2 separate regions of the Homo sapiens genome follow, and region 2 is linked to region 1. The links are chromatin loops, found by intact Hi-C in ENCODE. Cell type or tissue: heart right ventricle. All regions are shown on one strand. Links, peaks and the distances in the headings refer to the core of each region. The heading gives the core; the rest is flanking DNA.

Evidence for each region. A loop is a pair of places that touch in the nucleus more often than their neighbours do. Peaks named below come from ENCODE experiments on the same cell type or tissue, not always from the same donor. Only the 100,000 strongest peaks of a DNase experiment are listed, where the experiment ranks them.
Region 2: it touches region 1 in a loop (2.5-fold over the local background); 2 of 110 quality-filtered maps call a loop at or near these places.

Annotation. Positions count from the first base shown.
Region 1 is chr17:57,692,256-57,701,102 of GRCh38, reverse strand. It overlaps a transcript of MSI2 not described here. Among named protein-coding and RNA genes, the nearest start is that of CCDC182, 49 kb to the left of the region's middle. In heart right ventricle, for the core only: no CTCF peak of the experiment used is centred there; a DNase peak (open chromatin) is centred at 4,879.
Region 2 is chr17:57,140,751-57,149,597 of GRCh38, reverse strand. No RefSeq gene overlaps it. Among named protein-coding and RNA genes, the nearest start is that of AKAP1, 60 kb to the right of the region's middle. In heart right ventricle, for the core only: no CTCF peak of the experiment used is centred there; no DNase peak of the experiment used is centred there.

The DNA.
Region 1 (8,847 bases), core at 2,436-7,435:
TACATATCTGTTCATTTCTCTTTTACCTATTCAAGGGGATTAAACTCTGTCTGGGGCTCTTGGGCCTTTTCCGGGGAGGACAATTCTCATCTTCACCCTTCACTCCAAATCTGCTCAACTGAGGCCCAAGTTAGCAAAGACCAAATTCTCCTTGGGAAGTGTGGGAGCAGGCTGACATTATTAAATTTTTTTTTTTTTTTAAGACAGAGTTTTGCTCTTGTTGCCCAGTCTGGAGTACAGTGGTATGATCTCGGCTCACTGCAACCCCCGCCTCTCGAGTTCAAGCGATTCTCCTGCCTCAGCCTCCTGAGTAGCTGGGATTACAGGCAGCTGCCACCACGCCCAGCTATTTTTGTATTTTTAGTAGAGATGGGGTTTCACCATGTTGGCCAGGCTGGTCTCGAACTCCTGACCTCAGGTGATCTGCCTGCCTTGGCCTCCCAAAGTGCTGGGATTACAGGCATGAGCAACCGCGCCCGGCCCAGGCTGACTTTTTGATAGGGTCATTCATTGCTTGTGGTGAGGTCAATGTTATCCCAGTTAGACCTATCACACCAGGCTTCCACATGCCCACTGACACACATGGTCATACCTGCACTCTCACAGAAGCATCCACTTATGCTGTTTCCTGCCATTTCCGTCACCTAATTCTTTGATGAGCACTTTTATGCTTCTTCAATATCAAGTTCTGATATTCATGACCATGACTCTGATTAGTGCGAGACTTCAAAGCACCTATTGAATCATTAAAGAAAGATTAAATTATGTTCAGAATAGCTGAGCTAATTCAGGTTCTCTGAAAATTGGCAATACAATACATTTCTACTTTACACAAGCCGGCATATTCAGATTAAACCCACATAAAAGCACAGCCGAGCTAGACCACTTTGAATAGGCTGTGAGTCCACAGGAGCCCATAAACACACAGGCACATCTGGGAATGAAGCAAAAAGCCAGAGTCCCATCCAGCCAAATGCTGTCACTACCCCGTAAATCTCCCAGAAATTCAAACAGCCGTTAACGTTTGCCGACATAGTGAGTGATGCTTTCATAATCACTCCCATCTATCTGGGCTTGGCCATGGATGGGGTCATTTGGTTAATGCAGGATTTCATCTTCATTGCTTTGTAACTAGTTTTTAATCAGCGATGATTGCTGAGCTGGGATGCTATGGGCTGGCTCGCCTGCTCCTTCCTCAGAGAGTGCCCACTGATGTGTCCTGGCAATTAACCAGAGACCTGTGGGAGGGGTGGCGAGGGCAGCAGGACAGCCAGGCTGGCTGATGCGGCCATGTGCCCCATCCCCTCTTCCGTGGGGGGTGCTCCTTGGCCCCCATCCACCTTTGGAGGGTTGGCAAAGGACATCGGCAGACACAGGGATGCTCTCACAGAAGTGTCTATTTGGACTATTGCTTTTGACTTGCCCAACAATTTAATCTCCCAGGGGGTAGAGAAAATGACCAGTGGATCAGCCACTCTGAAATCAATTCTGACCATCAAAGAACTGACCAGCCAACTGGAAGTGATAAGAATCTTGAGGGAAAGGGTATAATATTATACCCTTTATAACACTGAACGAAGGCTTAGCACGTGGAAGTATCTCTCAGACTTGAGGGAGGCAGAGCGCAAGACATTCAGAAAATAATATATAGTTATTCCTTCACATGACAAGATTCTGAAAGGGAGGATGGCATGAGAAGGTGAGAAAGGTCTTACCAATGCAATTCTGATTGGGCCACTCTCAAATGACTCTAGTGAGGAAGACGTGGAGAGTGTCCCTCATGGTCCCAGTGATGGCTGAGCTTACACACTCTCTCTCTCTCTCTCCCTGGCTCTTCCTCATTAGGGTCATTTGAGAGTGGCCCAATCAGAAGTGCATTGGTAAGACCTTTCTCACCTTCACACACACACACACACACACTCTCTCTCTCTCTCTCTCTCTCTCTCTCTCTCTCCTCGCCTCTTCCTCATTAGAGTCATCTGAGAGTGGCCCAATCAGAAGTGCATTGGTAAGACCTTTCTCACCTTCACACACACACACACACACACACACACACACTCTCTCTCTCTCTCTCTCTCTCTCTCTCTCCTCGCCTCTTCCTCATTAGAGTCATCTGAGAGTGGCCCAATCAGAAGTGCATTGGTAAGACCTTTCTCACCTTCACACACACACACACACACACACACACACACACACACACACACACACACTTCCTTGTATCTATTTCTAGAATCTTTTACAAGAAACTGAAGAGAACAATTGCCTCTGAGGAGAGGAACTATGCTGCTGAGGGGTGGAGAGAGAAGGGAACTTTACTCCTTGTATCTTTTGAATTTTGAAACACGTGACTTGACTGTATTACCCATTCAAATGAATACATGAAAAGGCAACAAGGGGCATTGATAGGAGATGGAAAGAGGGCCATAAACTCAAGAGAGCATGTAAGAGGGCAGCCCAGACCCATAACAATAAACCCAAGACAGCGGAAGGCCCAGCAAGCAGCCACGGAAGGCGCACCCTGCACTTCACACAAAAGGCTTTTGTAGGGATATTCAGAGCAAGACAGAGATCAAAGGAAAAACGGGCCTGCTACTGGGGTCATGTTATCAGATGACACTGGAGGTGTCCTGGGAGCTGAGGAAAGGCAGAAGTGAAGACAGGGAGGCTCAGCCTCACATAGCTGAGGCAGGGATGGGCCAGGGAGCCACCGAGGAAAGGTGCTCCCTGTTGGAACACTCTGGTGCCCCACAGCGTGCGGGCACAGAAAGTGGGCAAGGGAGGGAGGAGGGTCCTTGACAGCGGATGGGACATGTCAGCCTTCTTTTCTGCTGTACATTGACCTTTGTTCACATCCAACCAGGAACAGGCAGAGCTGTTCCTGCTCAGAGAGAGGGTGGAGACAGGAAGATCCGGTCTGTCCTCAGCCTAAGAGGCTGGTCCAGTGCCTGTCGATTTGCTGAGTGAGGAAGAGAGCCTTGAAGAAGGGAAGAGTGACAGGAAGGTGGGAGGGCAGAATCCTGCTGAGAGGGTGTCTGTGGGAGAGTGTGGCAATGTGTGGTAACAGTGAGCAAGCCAGAGACAGGGAGGTGAGCAAGTGTGACAGCCGTGAGTGTGGGAGGCAGTGAGGGAGGGAGTGAAGGCATGGGTATGATTCAAAGTGGGCATGAAGGAGGGGTGCAGGTGCCCGAGTGATATGGTTTGGCTGTGTCCCCACCCAAATCTCATATTGAATTGTAGCTCTCATAATTCCCACGTGTTGTTGGAGGGACCCAGTGGCAGATAATTGAATCATGGGGGCGGTTTCCCCCGTACTGTTCTCATGGTAGTGAATAAGTCTCAGGAGATCTGATGTTTTTATAAGGGAAACCCCTTTTGCTTAGCTCTCATTCTCCCTTGTCAGCCACCATGTAAGATGCACTTTTCACCTTCTACCATGATTGTGAGGCCTCCCCAACTACGTGAGACCGTGAGTCCATTTAAAACTCTTTTTCTTTATAAGTTACCCAGTCTTGGGTATGTCTTTATCAGCAGTATGAAAATGGACTAATACACCGAGTGACTGAATGATGGGTAGGGCGACTTCAAGGGGGTGGGAGTGTGAGGGAAGCAGTGGGAATGTGGGAATGGCAGGATAAGTGTGAGAGCAAGAGTGTGAGAGAGCGAGTGTCTGCGAGTGAGGGGGAGAGAGTGTGGGCGAAGACTGAGCAGGAGTGCGTGAAGCTGTGAGAACGTGGGAGTGGGAGTGGCCATGGGTGTGAGTGAGAGGGCTGAGTGTGAGTAAAGTGAGTGTGAGTGGGTCCATGTGAGTGTGTAGAGTGTGTGAGGGGTGTGAGTCTCAGAGGGTGTGTGAGACTGTGAGGGCACAGGGGAGTGTGGGTGTGAGTGTGGGAGTGTGCAAATGAGAGAGGACTTGACTGTGCATATGTGAGGAGAGAGCCTGTGTGTGTGTGTGTGTGTGTCCTGCTGGCGAGGATGAAGACAGGCTGTTGATGGGGTGGGTCTGACCAGGTACTTCCCATCTCACTCTCACCACATCCCCTAAGGACCTTCCATGGTCTAAACCTCACACCCCCTCCCTGGCTTACAGTGAAGCTACAGAGATAGCTCTGGTCCCATGGAATATTCTCCTAAGCTCATCATGCTGTGTATTAAGTTGCTGATGTATAGCAAATGAGCAGAGAAGGTATGCAATGTAAAAGAGGAGAGTCTAGAGTGTGCCAAGAGTTTGGGGAAGAAGGATGGGTAGGACTGGGTGAAGGAAGAAAGGATAGCTGATCACATCACCCCTTTACTCAAATCCATATTACCCCAGTGCCCACTGACCAAATGCCTAATTCTTTATTTATTTTTAAAATTGTTTATTTTTTAGAGATAAGGTCTTGCTCTGTGGCCCAGGCTGCAGTGCAGTGGTGCCATTGTAGCTCACTGCAGCCTTGAACTCCTGGGCTCAAGTGATCCTCTTGCCTCAGCCTCCCAAGCAGCTGGAATTACAGGCACCTGCTGGCATGCCTGATTAATTTTTAATTTTTTTGTAGAGATAGGGGTCTTGCTATGTTCCCCAGGCAGCCTGGAACTCCTCAAGAGATCCTCCTGCCTTGGCCTCCCAAAACATTGGGATTGCTAGCATGAACCACTGAGCCCAGCTCTAATTCTAAAAACTTTAATATGACTTTCAAGATTTTAGGTAATCCTGGGGAGTGAATGTGACTTTTACTATTTTACATAATAAGTACTCAATAAATGTTTGATTGCTCTGGTTCCATGGTCTGTCTTGGCTGGAGAGGGTTCCTCTCAGCTCCACACTCAGCCTTCCACACTCTGCCGTGACATTGCCACTTTGCCAGCTGGATCCATGCCAGGCTCTCCCAACATGGCGGGAGGAGGGAGGAAGGACATCCTTCTTCCTGTCTACTTACTGCTCCAGGCAGCATGCCTCAGCAGTGGGTCTTCACCTAGTAGTGACAATAGGTTCCAGTTTCCAGCTTTTTTGGGGGGGTGTTAGGAACCGAATATTCATGTCTCCCCAAATTCCTATTTTGAAACCCTAACCCCCAGTGTGGCTGTATCTGGAGGTGAAGCCTCCAAGGAAGTAACTAAGGTTAATGAGGTCATAAGAGTGGGACCATGATCCGATAGGATTAGTGTTCCTATAAGAAGGGACACCAGAGAGCTCTCTCTCTCTCACCACACACACGCACAGTGAGGAGAGGCCGTGTGAGGAAACAGTGGAAAAGGTGGTCATCTACAAGCCAGGAAGAGAGCCGTCACCAGAAGCCAGAACAGTCAGCGCCCTGATCTTGGACTTCCAGTTTCTAGAACTATGAGAAAATAAATGTCTGTTGTTTAAGCCACCCAGTATATGGTATTTTGTTATGGCAACCACAGCAGACTAATATAGGGGGTATCCCTAGAATCACCCTTGTGATGCCCTCAGAGGTTTTTAATCGAGTCCTTATGTTAATTTATCTCTGTTCACAGAGAGCTCTGCTTCTGGTTTCCTGATGAGACCCTGACTGATCCAGAAGAGACGGTGCCTATACTAGTCAAGGGCAGGAACCTCCAGGCTGAGGAGCTGGACTCTGTACCTGTCTTCTTTGTCTCACTGCATCGGGCTGTGCCCTGAGCCTCATCTTCAGAAAATGGAGGGAAGTAAGTCCTGGGTGACCGCAGGATCCCTGTAGCACAGCTCCCCCAAGGTCTTAATGAAGTGCCATTACACCTCTCAGCTAATATAATCCCCAGGAAAGGGGCAGGGCAGACAGATGGCAGAGAGGGAGACTGAGTCATACTCACTAGCTAGGCCACACAGCTAGTTAGAAATAGAAGCAGGCCTGGGACTCTTCCTCCCAATATTCCGCCCCCTTCCACAAAGACCCAGAGGCTCCCTGCCTCCTCCCTACTTTTAATTCGAAAGGTAATAGTTCCCACACTATTAACTAGCTGTGTGAACTTTCTCATGTTACTTTTCTCTGAGCCTTGGTTATCTCATTGGTTAAGTGAAGCAGGTAAACTAGATGTTCTCAAAGTGCTTTTTCAGCTATGACATGCTGTGATTTGATGATTTTTCCTCAATGAAACCAAAGGGTTCAATTTATCTCCCCGAAGATTTTCTATGTTCTATGCTCAGCTTTTGATTTGACATAATTATAGCACTTACATTTAGTGCAAATTCACATAATCATTGCATGAGTTATTAATTATTTTTAAGCATTGGCATAGTACTCACTGAACCTGAGGATGTACACATTGGTTAGGACCAGGGGTGAGTTAAGCAACCAGAGGTCTGGGACTGCAGTTAACCTATCAAGCCAGGGAGTTCATGGAACTTAAGTCTGGTTAAACCAAAAAGGGGCCAGGGATTCTAAGGCCATGTTGTGTACTGATGAGCTACTTTAATCTGCCTAATCCTACAGAGTGATGTACAGATCTGTGATAGGTTTAGCATGAACATACTTTCAATGTATGTCTTAATTTTGTTTGTGCTTAGCCTTCTAAAAAAAAAAGGTATTTTGCCAAAAAGTGGCAAAACTGTTAATTAGCCCATTCCCCACAGCCTGGAAAAACATGGAGCTTACACTGGGTTTTGTCCTCCATGTAACAAAAGCCTTAGCTTTCGGGAGGAGGGAAGGAAACCATCTGGGACCAGACTAAGAGGAATCTCCTTCTGCTGGGAGACGGGCAGATCACAACACCCAGGGACAAGGCTAAGGCACAAGCACACAAGGAAGGCCTAAGGCTAAGAGTGAAGCAGAAACACTGAGAAAAACCCTCTGGCAACCCAGCCTCCATCTTAAGAATAAGAAAATGCTAGAGGAATTTAAAGCTGGTGGTGCACTGAAGATAAAACCCAAACCTAGAGCAGCAAAACCCAAATCCAAGTCAACTTCTGACTAGATTGACTCAACCACCCACATCAAGGGGCAAACTTTGTCTACAAAGGACCAGTATATAGCAAATATTTTAGGTGTTGTGGGCCATGTGGGCTCTGTTGCAACTATTCAACTCTGCTGTTGAAGCATGAAAGCAGCCATAGACAATATGTAAATGAATGAACATGGTTATGTTCCAATAAATCTTTATTTATAGACACTGAAATTTGAGTTTTATATAATTGTCTTATGTTGTATAATTACTATTCTTCTTTTGATATCCATTTGACACATTTAAAAATATAAAAACCATTCTTAACTCATAGGCCATACAAAAATAGGCAACAGGCCTGATTTGGCCCAAGGACCATAGTTTGCAGATCCCTTGCCTAGCAGAAAAAGAGGCATGCATATTTACTACAGCCTTTACTGTTCTAAAGATGTTTTGCTTTCAATCAAAAGTCATGAGACACCAAACACAAGACCAATAACTCACTGTCAAGAAACAAAGCAGTCAACAAAACCAGATTCAAATATGACCCAGATGTTGAAGCCATCACATAGGAAACTTAAAGTAACTATGCTTACTATATATTAAAGGCTAGAGTGGAAAAGATGAACAACATACATGAATAGATGTAGAGTTTTAGTAGAGAGAGGGAAACTACAAGAAAGAGTCAAACAGAAATGCTAGGAGAAAAAAGTGACAGAGACAAATACTTTTAACTAGCTGATCCGTAAACTTGATACAATTTAAGAAGGAATCAGTGAACTTGAAAATAGGTCAACAGACTTTGGGAGGCAGAGGCAGAGGCAGGTGGGCCAGGAGTGTGAGACCAGCCTGGCCAACATGGTGAAATCCCATCTCTACTAAAAATACAAAATTTCGCCAGGTGTGGTGCACACACTTGCAATCCCAGCTACTCGGGAGGCTGAGGTGGGATGATTGCTTGAACCCAGGAGGTGAAGTTTGCAGTGAGCCAAGATCGCGCCACTGCACTCTGGCCTGGGCGACAGAGTGAAATTCTGTCTCAAAAAGAAAAGAAAAAAGAAAATAGGACAATAGAAATTGAACAAATTAAACACAAGGAGAAAAAAAGAGTTAAAAAAAGAGTACCCAAGAGGTGTGGAAGAATATCAAATGGTCAAACATTCTGTAATTGAAATCCCAGGAAGAGAAGAGAAAGAGAATGGGACAGAGGAAATATCTGAAGAAATAATGGATGAGAATGTCTCCAAAATAATGAAAGACATGAAACCACAGAAAGAAGTTCAAAGAATCTCAAGCAGAATAAATTAAACAAAGAGACAAAACAAAGAGAAAAAAAAAAAAAGCCCATGCATTCATCTAGACCCATCGTAATCACACTGTTGAAAAGCAAAGATAGGATAAAGAGAGAGAGAGGTAAAATTAAGAAAAAAACAACAGTAGATTTAGCATCAAAATTATGCAAGCCAGAAGACAATGGAGTAACATCTTTAAAGTACTGAAAAGAAACAAAACAAAACAAAACAAAACCTGTCAACACAAAATCCTATGCTGAGCAAAAGTATCTTCCAAAAGTGAAAGAGAAACAAATAGTTTTTTCAGACAAACAAAAACCAAAAACTCATTACCAGCAGATTTGCATTACAAAAAGTATTAAAGGAAGTTCTTCAGGTGGAAAAATAAGATACCCAAAGAAAACTTGGATTTACACAAAGAAATAAAGATGACTGAAAATGGTTAAAATAAAGGTACATATGAAAGGGTCTTCCCCTTATTTTCATTCCCTCTAAAACATAATTGATTGTCTAATATGAATTACTATTGGGCCTAAGGAAGAAATAATACTAATTCTATATAAACTTTTTTAAAAAATAGAAGAGAAGAACTATTTCCCAACTCATTTTATGTGGCCATCACTATTCTGATACCAAAGAAATTGAAAGAAAATAACAGTACAAATTAACATAGACACAAACATCCTTAAGAACA
Region 2 (8,847 bases), core at 1,874-6,873, 550 kb after region 1:
TGTCTTTCTGCTCTGCCTTTTTCTCTTTTGTCCACAGAGGAGTCATGAAGATTAGAGGTAATGAACATTAGCAAGGTGCCTAACACAGGGGAAGGTCTAATAATAGCGAATTTACAAGGTTGTTGGAATGGTTGCACGAAGCAGCAGATGTGCCTGGCCCATGGGAGCTGCCCAAAAAGTGAAGGCAGCTGAGGATCCCGGGTTAGATATCCACACGGCTTTCCCAAGATCCTACAGGACTCTCTGTCACATGCGACCACTTCCTTCCCCCTCATTTTTCCCCTCTGGCTCTTCCTTTCTTGGTTTAGTTTTCCCTTCCATGACCTCATTGACAGAGCTAGTCAGATTGGAGGCATCCTACCTCCAAAGCCCCTGCCCCGGCAGCTGGAGGGTAATGTGGAGGAGATGGGGTACAGAGGCTCCTGAGAGAAAGCAGTGTCTCCGTGGAATTTTCCTATCAGATATGGTCGCAGTGGGGCACGAGGGGGCTGCCCAGCATGCTATTCAAACTTGGACATCTCTGCAAAATGCTGCATTCACAGAGGGATACCAAATAGATCGAAAGAAGAGGATATTCATCCTACAGTTTTAAACGTATATTTTCCCTCATGCATTGCTATACGAGTGGTAACTGGTACAACCACTTCAGAAAACTAAACATACGCATACCCCAGCCAAGAGAAATGGGTGCATATATCCACCAAAAAAAAGAGTGTCCAAGAATGTTGACAGCATTTTCCTCCTAATAGCCCCAAACTGGATGCAACCCAAATGCCCATTTCAGCAAGAGAATGGGGAATATATTGCAGCATAATCACGTAATGGAATTCTACTCAACAATAAAAAGAATAAACCACTGCCATATGCAAAAACATAGGTGATTTCACAGACATTATGTTCAGAGAAAGATACCAAGCACAAAAGAATATACACTGTATTCTTCCATTTATAGGAAATCCAAGAACAGGTAAAACCAATCATTAGGTGATAGAACCCATAACGGCACTGACCTCTTCGGGGGTACTGACTTTGAAGGGGGGTGAGAGAAACTTCTAGGTGCTGTAAATATCCTGATGTCGGTAGTGGTTATGGAGGTATATACATATATAAAAAGCAAGTGGAACACCTAAGATCAGTGCACTTTCCCCATACTTCGTGCATTATACCTCAATGAAAACTAAAAAATAATTATATTCTATAGGGAAAAACTCTCTCCAGCCACATTTTTCCTCAGCTGTCACACCACAGCAATCAACACAGAATTTTTATGACCAAAGGTATGTGTGTTTCTTCCCCACACACCAAGCAGCGGACCCCAGGGGGGTGTCCTCCAATTCAGTTCAGACACTACGATAGCGTCAGCTCCCACAGGCTGAGGGCTTAGTCCCCGTGACTGCCCTCCAGCACACACCAGTGGCAAGTCCAGGCCTCTGAAACTTCTGACTGATTGGCTTCACAATTGCCCCCACCACCCTCTTTGTGTTCAATTAATTTGCTGGAGCAGCTCACAGAACTCAGGGGAACACTCGCATTTACCAGTTCATTATGAGGAATATCGCAGCCAGGCACAGTGGCTCACGCCTGTAATCCAAGCACGTTGGGAGGCCAAGGTGGGCAGATCACTCGAGGCCAGGAGTTCGAGACCAGCCTGGCCAACATGGTGAAACCTCGTCTCTGCAAAAAATACAAAAATTAGCCAGGCGTGATGGCGCATGCCTGTAATCGCAGCTACTCAAGAGGCTGAGGTGGGAGGATGGCTTTAGCCCGGGAGGTAGAGGTTGCAGTGAGCCAAGATCACACCACTGCACTCCGGCCTGGGCACAGAGCAAGACTCTGTCTCCAAAAAAGGATATTGCAAAGGATACAGATGAAGAGATGCATAGGGTATAGGAGAAAGGGCGTGGAGCTTCCATCCCCTCCCTGGGATACCAGGCTTCACACGTTCAGCTATCCGGGAGCTCCCCCAACCCAGTCCTCTTGGGTATTTATGGAAGTTTCAAAGCATTTTCCCCCCAGGGTACAGGGTGGGACCCTCTCTGAAGAAAGCCTTAAGACCCACAATCAGAAAGGCAGGGGAAGTTGAGGCTGGGTATAGTGGTTCATACCAGTGATCCCAACACTTTGTGAGGCTGAGGCGGGCGGATCACCTGAGATCAAGAGTTCAAGACTAGACTGGCCAACATGGTGAAACTGTGTCTCTACTAAAAATACAAAAATTAGCTAGCCATGGTGGTGGGCACCTGTAATTCCAGCTACTCAGGAGGCTGAGGCAGGAGAATTACTTGAACCCAGGAGGCAGAGGTTGGAGTGAGCTGAGATTGCGCCACTACACTCCAGCCTGGGTGACAAAGCGAGACTCCATCTCAATAAAAAAAGAAAATGAGAGTCCTATCTTGAGTTAGGTGAATGGAGGGCAAGAGAGAGATTCTGTTTCCTGAAGCCTGCCCCTGAGGCCTAATACACCCAACATTATAAGTAAAGGCTGTAACAGGGGCTATGGGAGATATGAAGCAGAAGCCGTGGACAACAGCCCATCTATATCATAACACCACGTATTCCATTACCGGGTTCTACTGTGTATGTGAGCTGGGAATGAATAAATCCAGTAACTGTCTTGGGAAAAGCACATTTATATTGCATCTTATTTGTTTTTATAATAATGGCCTTGATTTTAAACATGCACACATTTGAAGCACACCACAATTTTTGCAATCCGTTTTGACATTTCTCCATTGTTTAATAAACCAAAGCTTAAAGAAAGGACAATGTTCTGGCCCTCTCTGAACCTCCAGGAGGCCCCATCATGAACATAGCCACAGGATGGGCAGAGACAGGGAGGAGTCCAGAGGGGCTGTGTTCTCCACAAGACACAGCCTGGAGGTGGGGTGGGGCTTCGCCAAGTGCCAGCCCTCGGGGGCACCGATGAGGCAGAAGATGGGCTGGGGCACCCAGTCTTGGCTTGAGCCCTCTCTGCCTGCTGCTCAGAAGGAACCTGCAGCAACCCAAGCTTTCTAAAGCCCAGGCTGTGCCATTCTTTTTCATAGCTGTCAGGGCGGTATAAAGCACATTGCCTGGGCCAAGGTGCTTTTGTCCCCCTGGAAAAGAGGGCTGGAAGCTGGAAGACAGCCAGGGAACTGCCCAAAGGGGTAGTCAGGGCCAGCTTCCTGGGCATCTGTCCTGTGCAGTCACACAGGGCCTCATACTGAGAAGGGCTCCACAGTTGGTTAATACTCTGCCGTCACAGTCTTAACACTTTTTTTTTTTTTTTTTTTGAGACGGAGTTTCACTCTTGTTGCCCAGGCTGGAGTGCAATGGCGCGATCTTGGCTCACTGAAACCTCCAACTCTCGGGTTCAAGCGATTCTTCTGCCTCAGCCTCCTGAGTAGCTGGGATTACAGGCATGTGCCACCACACCTGGCTAAGTTTTGTATTTTTAGTAGAGACGGGGTTTCGCCATGTTGACCAGGCTGGTCTTGAACTCTTGACCTCAGGTGATCCACCTGCCTTGGCCTCTCAAAGTGCTAGGATTACAGGCGTGAGCCACCATGCCCGGCCTACATTATTTTTATTTTTAATTTTTTAGTTTTTTATATTTAAAAGATAGAGACGGAGGTCTCATTATGTTACCCAGGCTGGTCTTGAACTCCTGGGCTCAAGCGATCCTCCCACCTCAGCATCCCAAACTGCTTCAGCCACTGCACCCAGCAGTCTTAAAGTCTTAATCTTTGTTGAACAAGAGGCCCTGCAGTTTCATTCCCCTCCCACTCCCCACAAACGTAATGGTCAGTCCTGGAGTAGCAGACTGTGGCATTAATAGCCTATGTCTGGAGTCGGGGTTCTATTCCCAGCTCTGCCCCTTGCTGCCGGGGCATCTTGGTCAAGCCATTTAAGCTCCATGCCTCAGTGCCCTATCTGTAATATGGGGGTAACAGCTATACCCGTTCAGAAGATGTTAAGAGAATCAAATCAGCCTTCAGCTCCCAGCTTGGCACATTACAAAGTACTCAATGAAGCTCGGTGATTAGCGCTAAGATGATTGAGGGCGGATTACAGAGGCAGTACTCTTGCCTGGACCTGCCTCAGAAATGCCTTTTCTAAAGGCAGGAGCAAAAGAAAGAAGCTTTGGGATTAACTCTTCCAAAATAGCAAATGTTCTCTCTTCAGCATTAGGGCTAACACCAGTGGCATTATTACACCCCAGGAAAAATGTGTCCTCATCAAGTCACAAAAGCCTGGTTTCAACCCACAGAGGGAACAACAACAAAAACGTCTGAAATGCTGAAAAAGCCAAGAGCGTCGGGTACACGTTATCCAGCCCATCTTTGATTTGGGAGTTCACTGAAGCATGACTGATGCATGGTTATCTTGGGTCCTATATGTCTCTTCCGTAAATAGACTTTTGTTACAAGAAAAAAAATGGACTGACTTGGAAAAACAGAAAGAAACACAAGGAGCAGCGAGACTTTTTCCCTTCTCACAAAATGGACAGGTCTGAGAACTCCCAGGATCCTGGCTGTTCACAGATCAATTAACCTCCTGTAGCCTCAGTTTCTGCCCTTGTAAATGGGGAGTATGCAGGAGTGATGAGGAACACAGATTCTGGAGACAGACTCCCGGGGGCATCTTAACAATCTCACTTACCGGTTGTGTGGCCTGGGACACACACTAGGCTTCTGTGCTTCTGCTTCTACCTCCTGTAGAAGCTACAGTACCTACCTCCTGGGGTCGTTGGGAGGGTGAAGCAGGATAATATACATAAAGCGTAAGGAATGGTGCCTGGCCCAGAGTAAGTCCGCAATAAATGTTAGCTGCAGACCATGAACCTAAATCCCCCAGCTGCAGTTGTGCTGAATAATGGGAGAAGTAGTCGTAGCAGTTGTTGCTATTGTTATTTAAACTGCCGCAGGACCTCTGATCTTGTGACTTCAGGTTCCTTCTGCATATGCCTCCAAAATGTAGGAGACCCTTAAGGAGCATCAGCGATTGGTCAAGGCCTAGGGATAAGCTAAACTCAGATGAGATCTTCCCAACCTTCCCCACCCAGAGGACCATGATCATAGGCCTCAGAGTCATTTTAATGTCAGAGAAGAAAAGAACCAGCTGGGCGCAGTGGCTCACGCCTATAATCCCAACACTTTGGGAGTACGAGGCAGGCAGATTGCTTGAGCCCAGGAGTTCAAAACTAGCCTGAGTAACATGGCAAAGCCCTGTCTCTACTGAAAAAAAAAATGCAAAAATTAGACAGGCATGGTGGCACATGCCTGTAGTCCCAGTTACTCAGGAGGCTTAGGTGGGAGGATCACCTGAGCCCAGGAGGTCGAGGCTGCAGTGAGCCACTGCACTGCAGCCTGGGACACAGAGTGAGACTCAATCTCAAAAAAAAAAAAAAAAAAAAAAGAATCTTGTAGGTCAGCACGTCCACATTCCTCATTTATAGATGAGGAACTAAAGCTCAGAGAAGGCAAGTGACCTGCTCAAGGTCACACAGAACAGGAGCTGAGCTAGGAAGACAGCTCAGAGTTCATGACTTTGCACATCCGTTCCCTTCCTGTTCCCGCTTACAGCTTATTCTGTTGGAGTCCCTGGCCCCTCACAAGGTCCCCCGACCTCTCTATCTCCCAGGTGAGCATCTGTCAGGTTATGGACTCATCTAATTATTGGCCACATCCTACTAGAGACCCATTTTTCTTACTGAATCAGGCCACCATTAGGTCCTGAAAGCCCCATAAAGTCTTCTACGGATGAGCAGATCCTTTAATCTATTATTCCCGAGTCCTATTTATATATATTTATCCATATGGCTATATAAATAGGGCTTTGAGATGTATACGTGGCAGGTTATTGCTGTAGCATAGCTGTTCTCCCCAAGAGGAAAACAAAAATGATGTATGGCAGAAGCTCTTTTCCATGCAGAAAGCTCCTGTCTGATTTATTAAGAGTTAGGTTGCAGTCACATGCTCTGAAGTAGTGAATCTATTGCAAAGTTATCTAAGAGCAGGACACTCTCAGCTCCAGAAGCCAAAACAGCAAGTCTAGGGTGTGGCAAGAGCTCAAAGAATCTTACAGCAGTCACTCGCTAGGTACTTGCCATATCCCACGGTATTAACTAGGATTCCTTTGGTTGCAAGTTTAAGCAAAAAAGGGAAGCTTGTTATAAGGATATTGGGTGTCTCCAGGAACTCAAGGAGAGGCATGGGGCTGGGTCTCAAAATGGCTACAGATGCTTCTCTCTTATGCATCTCTGCCTTTCTCTGGTCCTTAGCTCCATTCTTCCCTCTTGCTCCAGATTATCATTCTCCATATGGAAGAAAACATGGCAGCCACCAGCTCCCAAGTTTTGCCTCTTACAGTTTCCACGAGCTGACTTTGTACTTTCTCTGGTCCCAAGTACAAGGAATGGAATCCAAGTTCCCCGTGTGGCTCAAGGGTCAGGAGCAGGGTCACGAACCCAGAGCAGCTGCTGCAGGAAGCATTCAATGAACTGGGTGTGGGCAGGAACAGTTCCCAGACAGTGTGGGAGAATTTTGTGTGTCATCAGACAAAGCAACCCGAATGCTTTTTCTCTATACTCACTGTGTGGACTTGGAAAAGGCACTTAGCCTCTCTGGGCTTCAGCCTCCTTCAGTGTAAAATTGGGATAATGGTGTGCTCCATAAAGGCAGTAGTTTTTTATTGTTTTGTTCACTGATATATCCCCAGTGCCTAATCAATGCCTGGAACATGTTTATGTTTAATAGATATCTATTGAATAAATAAATGAAGCTGGGCACAGTGGCTCATGCCTATAATCCCAGCACCTGCTTGTTGGGAGGCCAAAACAGGAGGATCTCTTGAGCCCAGAAGTTCAAGACCAGCCTGGGCAACATAGCGAGACTCCATCTCTACAAAAAATTTAAAAATTAGCCAGGTGTAATGGCGCATGCCTGTGGTCCCAGCTACTCTGAAAGCTAAAGTGGGAGGATTGCTTGAACCTAGGAGGTTGCGGTTGTGGTGAGCCATGTTTGTGCCACTGAACTGCAGCCTGGGTGACAGAGACAGACTCTGCCTCAATAAATAAATAAATAAATAAAATACATAAATGAATGATAACTCTGTTATTAAGATGGTTGGGAGGATTAACTGAAATAAGAAAAAGAGCTAACATTTAAAAACACTTAGGTGCCAGGAGCTGTTCTAAGCATACAACATTAATATATAGAAGACACTTCGAACAGTGCCTGGTGCATGTGTGCCCACGTAAGAGAAAACTAGGGTTCAGGAAGCAAGTAACTCGCCCGAGGTCATTAGCTAGCAAGTGGCAGAAGCAGGATTCAAATCCAGGGCTTTCTGAAACCACTATGCTCTCTTCCCCCTTCACTGACGTTCTGTAGTCCAATATTTTCCAACCCTGGGTTGTGACTGTGGGGTGGGGAGATGGGGGGAGGGTGAATAAACATAGGGTATGGAGTATGAGTCCATATGTGTAAAAAGCGTTGTGGATAAACTGAATAAATATACTGATCACAGATACATGCAGAGCCATTTCAAAATGTCTTACATATTACAGTGTTTAATGAAATACAAATTAATAATGTAAATTATTACTGAATTCAGAGTCACCTAGGATCAGGTATTTTCTCAATCAGCAAATACTACAACTACATCTGCTATTATGGAGGAGGTTTGTGAAATTGTAATTAAAAAAAAAAAAAACATTCAAAGGGCCAGGTGCAGTGGCTCACACCTGTAATCCCAGCACTTTTGGAGGCTGAGGCAGGTGGATCACCTGAGGTCAGGAGTACAAGACCAGCCTCACCAACATGGTGAAACCCAGTCTCTATTAAAAATACAAAAATTAGCTAGGCACGGTGGCACACGCCTGTAATCCCAGCTACCTGGGGGACTGAGGCAGGAGAATCACTTGAACCCGGGAGGTGGAGGTTGCAGTGAGCCAAGATTGCACCATTGCACTCCAGCCAGAATGACGAGACCAAAACTCTGTCTCAAAAAAAATACAAAAGCAAAAACAAACAAACAAAAACACTCAAATTATGAACCTCTGAGCTACGCCTACCTCCTCATGTCACAAATAAGGACAGTCAAAGTCACTCAAGGTCAAGAAGTGAGCGAGAGCAGACTCAGGGCAAGAACCCAGGTCCTGGGACCATCAAGGTTTCTAGAGTAGAAGGGGAAACTTCCTCCTTCCATTCTGATAGTACCAAGCACCAGTGAGGATGTGGAGCCACAGGGAGCCACTCTCTGCTTATGGAAGGAAAAAAAAATGGTGCTAACTAAATGACCCTCAAGAGAACAGATAGAATGAAGCATGCAATGGCTTTCTATCCGAGCATTTAGGAAAAATAGCCAGTTAAATCCATCCATAGAAATGAATCTCATGGTGGAAATATGACCACCATGGGCTTATCCTCTGCTTGCGAACACTCAGTCCTTTATCCTCTCCAGGCCCCAGTTTTCTTTCTTTCTTTTTCTTTTTTTCTTTTTTTTTTTTTTTGAGACAGAGTCTTGCTCTGTTACCCAGGCTGGAGTGCAGTGGCATGATCTCGGCTCATTGCAACCTGTGCCTCCTGAGTTCAAGCAATTCTCTTGCCTCAGCCTCCCGAGTAGCTGGGATCACAGGCATGCGCCACCATGCCCGGCTAATTTTTGTATTTTTAGTAGAGATGGGGTTTTATCATTTTGGTCAGGCTGGTCTTGAACTCCTGACCTCAAGCAATCCACCCCCATTCGGCCTCCCAAAGTGCTGGGATTACAGGCGTGAGCCACTGCACCTGGCCTCCAGGCCCCAGTTTTCTTATCTGTAAAATGGGAACTGAGGATGAGACCAGTGGTTTTCAGATTGTGTTTGCC